Regions from separate parts of the Homo sapiens genome. Here region 2 is linked to region 1. Evidence: chromatin contacts called from ENCODE Hi-C or POLR2A ChIA-PET data. All regions are on one chromosome and are shown on one strand. Each heading gives the region's core, a stretch centred on a gene start or an enhancer-like site at or near the end of the contact. The rest is flanking DNA. Distances are from core to core; before and after follow the strand shown. Region 1 holds the start of SIN3B (SIN3 transcription regulator family member B). Region 2 has its middle 14 kb from the start of CCDC124.

Region 1 (2,700 bases), core at 155-2,654:
TCATTTTATTTTATTATTTAATTAATTAATTAATTAATTTTTTGAGACAGAGTTTTTGCTCTTGTTGCCCAGGCTGGAGTGCAATGGCGTGATCTTGGCTCACTGCAACCTCCGCCTCCCGGGTTCAAGCAATTCTCTTGCCTCAGCCTCCCGAGTAGCTGGGATTACAGGCATGCGCCACAAAGCCCGGCTAATTTTGTATTTTTAGTAGAGACGGGGTTTCTCCATGTTGGTCAGGCTAATCTCCAACTCCAGACCTCAGGTGATCTGCCCGCCTCGGCGTCCCAAAGTGCTGGGATTACAGGCGTGAGCCACGGCGCCCAGCCAATTTTTTCATTTTCTTTTTCTTTTTTTCAAGGCCCGGCTAATTTTTTGTATTTTTAGTAGAGACGGGGTTGCACCGTGTTAGCCAGGATGGTCTCTATCTCCTGACCTCGTGATCCGTCCGCCTCGGCCTCCCAAAGTGCTGGGATTACAGGCGTGAGCCACCATCCCCAGCCTAGAGTTCTTGATAGTATCAGGGCTGAGAAAGTACCAGAGTTAGAGCCAGGTGGGGTGGCACTAAAAGTACAAAAAATTAGCAGGGCGCAGTGGCGGGCGCCTGTAGTCCCAGCTACTCAGGAGGCTGAGGCAGGAGAATGGTGTGAACTCGGGAGGCGGAGCTTGCAGTGAGCGGAAATCGCGCCACTGCACTCCAGCCTGGGCGACAGAGCGAGACTCTGTCTCAAAAAAAAAAAAAAAAAAAAAAAAAAAAAAAGAAAGTACCAGAGTTAGGAGGCTCCTAAACTGGTCCAGATGGGAAGTGACGGGGCCAAGGATAGGGAAGTGAAGATGGGAGGAGTAGGACTAACTTAAAGGCCATTTAGCAAAAATTCACCACGCAAGGCCCTATATTAGGGCGCTGGGGGCTCATACCTCATCGTCCCGTCAACTCTATAAAGCAGGGGCCAACAAACTTTTTCCATAAAAGGCCAGATCGTAAATACTTCAGGGTCTGCAGATCTGTAGGATCTTTAGCAACTACCTACTCTGTTGTAAGGCGAAAGCAGGCAGAGAAGCCAGGTAAACGCGTGGGCGTGTCTGTGTGCTAATAAAACTTTATTCAGGGACCCTCAAATGTGAATTTCACAAACTTTTCACAGGTCATAGACTATTCTTCTTTGGATTTTTCCCCCGGCTATGTAAACATGTAAAAATAATTCTGAGCTTGCGGGGCCGGACAAAGTAGGCGGCGGGTCTTGGCTCGCCTACCCCTGCTATATAAATCATTAATTATGATACCAATCTTAAGGAGAAGGTCTTCAGAAGAGTCCCTCAAAGAGCACCGCCCCTCAACGTCATCAAACCCCGCCTCCAAAGGCGGAGGCTGCGCATGCGCGGCAGGACCTCGGGCGGGGGCGGGGCGGGGCGCAGCTCCGACTTCGGACATGGCGCACGCTGGCGGTGGCAGCGGTGGCAGCGGTGCCGGCGGCCCCGCGGGCCGGGGGCTGAGCGGCGCCCGCTGGGGTCGCTCGGGCTCCGCAGGCCACGAGAAGCTGCCGGTGCACGTGAGTGGCGTCCCCGCCCTCCCTCGGGGAACCCATCTTCTGGACCCCGCGGGCGGGCGCCCCTCACCCAGGCCCCGCCCGGCCCCAGCCCCACCTCGGCCTCCCCTCTGCACTGCCCCGGACCCCTCACCCCTCACCTCTCACCTCGGCCCTCCGAAAGCCCAGCCCATCCCCTTCCCCTCAGGGACCCCGGCCCCTCGTCCCCTCGTTCCGCGGCCAGGGCCCACCGGGACCCTCCCCCTCTCTGCAGGTAGAAGACGCCCTCACCTATCTGGACCAGGTGAAGATCCGCTTTGGCAGCGACCCTGCCACCTACAACGGCTTCCTGGAGATCATGAAGGAGTTCAAAAGCCAGAGGTACCAGCGGGGCCCCTCTCCACCTCAGGGGACCCCCCTGGGCCGGAATCGGGCCTAGCGGGGTGAGACCTCCCCTCTCCAGCCTGCCCCCTTAGCCGGGTGACCTTGCGCAGGTTGTCCAATCTCTCAGAGCCCTAGCTCCTTCTCGTAACAAAAATGGAAATGGGTAGTACCCACCTTGTGGAGCTTTGTGGGGATTCCTGGAAGCAGGACAGGGATCTGGGGGGAGGCAGGGAGGGCGAGGCCGTGCACACTCATAGAGTCAAATCCTGCCTTGATTTAATATGTTGATTTTTATATTAGTTTTGTTCATGAAAGATTTGGTGGGACCCATTTTGATTTTTATTTTCAAGCGCTGTAAAATGTTATTGTCTTGATGATTGAAATTTTTGGCACCCTCTTCCCCTTTAATCTTGTCCTCAAGATGCTTCTCTGGGCTCACTGTGGTCCCAGGCCTGCTTGGAAGTAAGACGCATAAAATGCTTAGTAAGGGAGCTGGCACACAGAAAACGTTTAAAACACATGAGATGATTTTGCAGGCCCAGAATCAAGGAAGATTACAGATAGATGGGAAACCCTGGGATCATGCCCTTGTTTTTATAGGAGACTCACTGAGGTTTGGAGTGGGTAAGGGACCCACCTAAGTGGCAGAGGTGTCACTAGAACTCAGACCCTCTGACTCAGATTCTTGGAAGTCACATGCTTACCATACTGCTGCCCCCTCTTAGGAAACATGGTGGGGCTGGCCTGGTTTCCTTCCGGGAGCCCAGTGCTAAGGGCTGGGCTGCAATGCAGC
Region 2 (2,700 bases), core at 126-2,625, 1.1 Mb after region 1:
GTCCTCAGCTCTGTGTAGTCAGGGCTGGAGGGCTGGGCAGGCTGGAAGGGGCTAGGCTCTGCCCAGAGGTGGGAGATAGAATGTATCATGGAGGACGGGACTTTCAGGATGCATAGGAGCTCTCCACACAGACAAGGGACAGAAAAGTCGAAGAAATCACATGTGCAAAGGTCTGGAAGTCACACTGCTTCCTGTTCAACGGAGGGTAAAAGGTGCCAGGAATAACTAGGTACAGGTGAGGCACGGTGGCTCACACCTATCTATAATCGCAGGACTTTGGGAGGCCACAGTGGAAGGATCTTTTGAATTCAGCAGTTTGAGACCAGCCTGGGCAAGAAAGCAAGACTTTGTCTCTACAGAAAAAGTTTAAAATTAGGGCGTGATGGCATGTGCCTGTGGTCCCACCTTCTTTGGAGGCCGAGGTGGGAGAATCCCTTGAGGTTGAGTTAGAGGTTGCAGTGAGGAGGTTGCAGTGAGCCATAACTGTGCCACTGCACTGCAGCCTGGGCGACGGAGCGAGACCCCGTCTCTAAAAAATAAACTGGGTACAGCTGAAGTTAACATAAAAACTAACCAACATATGTTGGACACTAGCTTAGTTTGGAGGTCCCCCAAGAACCAACCCTGAGACAATGACTGTAGGAAACGTGGGATATCTGGGAGAGACCTTTGGTGAGGGTTAGGGAAAGGAGAGGAAGGTAAGGCCCCCTGCATCCTGCAGGGGGCACCAACGAGCAGAGTCCCCCACGTGGGAGGAGACAGGCAGTGGCACCACTGGGTGCCAGGCCTTGGCCAAACAGGTGGCAGCAGCCCCTCACTGAGCCCTGGGGACAGCCCCTATGAGATATTGATCGTCTTTGTATATAAGAAAACTAAGGCTGGGCACAGTGGCTCACGCCTGTAATCCCAACACTTTGGGAGGCCCAGGTGGGTGGATCACCTGAGGTCGGGAGTTCGAGACCGGCCTGACCAACATGGAGAAACCCCGTCTCTACTAAAAATACAAAATTAGCCAGGCGTGGTGGTGCATGCCTGTAATCCCAGCTACTCGGGAGCCTGAGGCAGGAGAATCGCTTGAACCCGGGAGGCGGAGGTTGCAGTGAGCCGAGTTCATGCCACTGTACTCCAGCCTGGGCGACAGAGAGAGATTCCATCTAAAAAAAAAAGCCGGGCGTGGTGGCGGGCGTCTGTGATCCCAGCTACTCTGGAGGCTGAGGCAGGAGAGTCGCTTGAACCCGGGAGGCAGAGTGAGCCGAGGCCACACCATCGCACTCCAGCCTGGGCAAGGAGAGCAAAACTCTGTCTCAAAAAAAAAAAAAAAAAAAGGAAAAGAGAAAGAAAACTAAGTCACCTGCCTGTGTCACATAGCCGGGAAGCACCCAGAGCCGCCAGGAAGGCAGCAGGGGTAGTTTTGGGGCCCAGAATTGGGGCTGAAGATGTCAGCCAGGAAATGAATGGAATAGCCCATATAGCTCCCCACAAATGGAGGCCTGGGTTTGAATCCCACCTCTGACTCTTCTGAGACCTTAGACAAGGTTCTGAATGATCTAAGCCTCAGTTTCTCCGGTAAAATAGGACTAAAAACCGCGCCCAACCCCAGGCTATCTGGAGAATCAAGGAGATGGTACCTGGGAAGGGTACGTGGGGAAGGGCTTGGCCCACATGACCATATTAGGGTCTTTCTGGCTGGGGATGAGAGAAGGTCGGGGACCAATGGTAATCGATCCGAGGGAAGAAGCCGACGGGAGGGCCAGCCAGACACGACTGGGCACACAGGGCCTCGGACGCCAGGCAAAGGAGTGGGGCTTCACCCCAGGACGATGGGGAGCCCCGGTGGGGTTATGAGCAGGGCAGAGAGCCGATCAGAGCGGCGCGTGGCAGGCTCTTCCGGGCGCCTGCAGAGGGACAACTGGTGGACAAGAGTGAGGATGAAACTCAGGACAGGAGCTGAGAGGGTGGTCGTCAGCCCTCGGGCACAAAGACAAGGTGATGACGTTTGTTCCCTGTTACAGAAAGGCCCTTACTCCCTTCGGCTCCTAGCCCCGGCCCCGGCCCCGGCCCCGCCCCCACCCCCGCCCCCGCGGAATCCCAGGCTCGCGCGTGCGCACTGGCAGCAGGGAATCCCCAGCTCCGCCGCAGAGAGCGGGAGGGGGCGTGAGAGGGGAGTTCCGTGCGCGCCCAGCCGGCCCCGCGTGCGTTGCCAGGACGACCGGGCGGGGCCGCGGGGCCGCCGGTCGCTCACTGCGCCTGCGCGGGGGTGCTCGCCATTTGCGCCGGGGCTTTCCCGTCGCGCGCCAGCAGAAGAGGGGATGCCGCGCCCAGCGCGCATGCGTCGGCCCCACCCGACACCCCCCGCCCCCCGCCCCCAACCCACCCACCCTGAGGGCCGGGGAATCCTCACCCGCCGCAGTGCGCATGGGGGCGGGGCGGGGAAACCGGTTCAAACCGGAGTGGGGTTTGCCGAGGAGGTGGCGGGGGAGGGAGCGAGAGCGGGGTCTTCCCGAGGTTCCCACTCCGGCCCCCGCCGTTGCCTTAGCAACCGGGCGCGCGGGCCGCAGTGCGCGGGCGGCGGCGGCCTCGGGGAAGCCGGGTGGCTCTGCGCCTGCGCGGGGCTCCGCGCCTGCAGCCGGGGTTCCCCCTCGAGCACCGGGGGGACGGCGGGGGAGTAGAGGATGGGCGCGGGGGAGCGGGTGCTGGGGA

What was found. A loop is a pair of places that touch in the nucleus more often than their neighbours do. ChIA-PET counts read pairs that join two places held with the same protein, here RNA polymerase II (POLR2A). Pooled maps may share reads with other maps.
Region 2: a loop to region 1 is called in a pooled map, with 1.9 times the contacts of the local background. The contact joins the enhancer-like site here to the promoter of SIN3B in region 1. A Hi-C loop is called at or near these places in 1 of 50 pooled maps. POLR2A ChIA-PET finds 5 or more read pairs at or near these places in 2 of 52 experiments (B cell and activated T-cell).

The regions. Positions count from the first base shown.
Region 1 is chr19:16,827,994-16,830,693 of GRCh38, forward strand. SIN3B (SIN3 transcription regulator family member B) reads left to right here and starts at 1,405. Exons shown (of 19, transcript NM_001297595.2): 1 at 1,405-1,547; 2 at 1,798-1,904. The coding sequence starts at 1,428. RefSeq lists an enhancer at 1,131-1,632 and a silencer at 1,373-1,552.
Region 2 is chr19:17,945,761-17,948,460 of GRCh38, forward strand. No RefSeq gene overlaps it. Among named protein-coding and RNA genes, the nearest start is that of CCDC124, 14 kb to the left of the region's middle. RefSeq lists a silencer at 2,006-2,700. Within about 2 kb of position 1,376, at least 19 of the 41 ENCODE cell types and tissues checked have a DNase peak (open chromatin) inside an H3K27ac peak, as active enhancers do.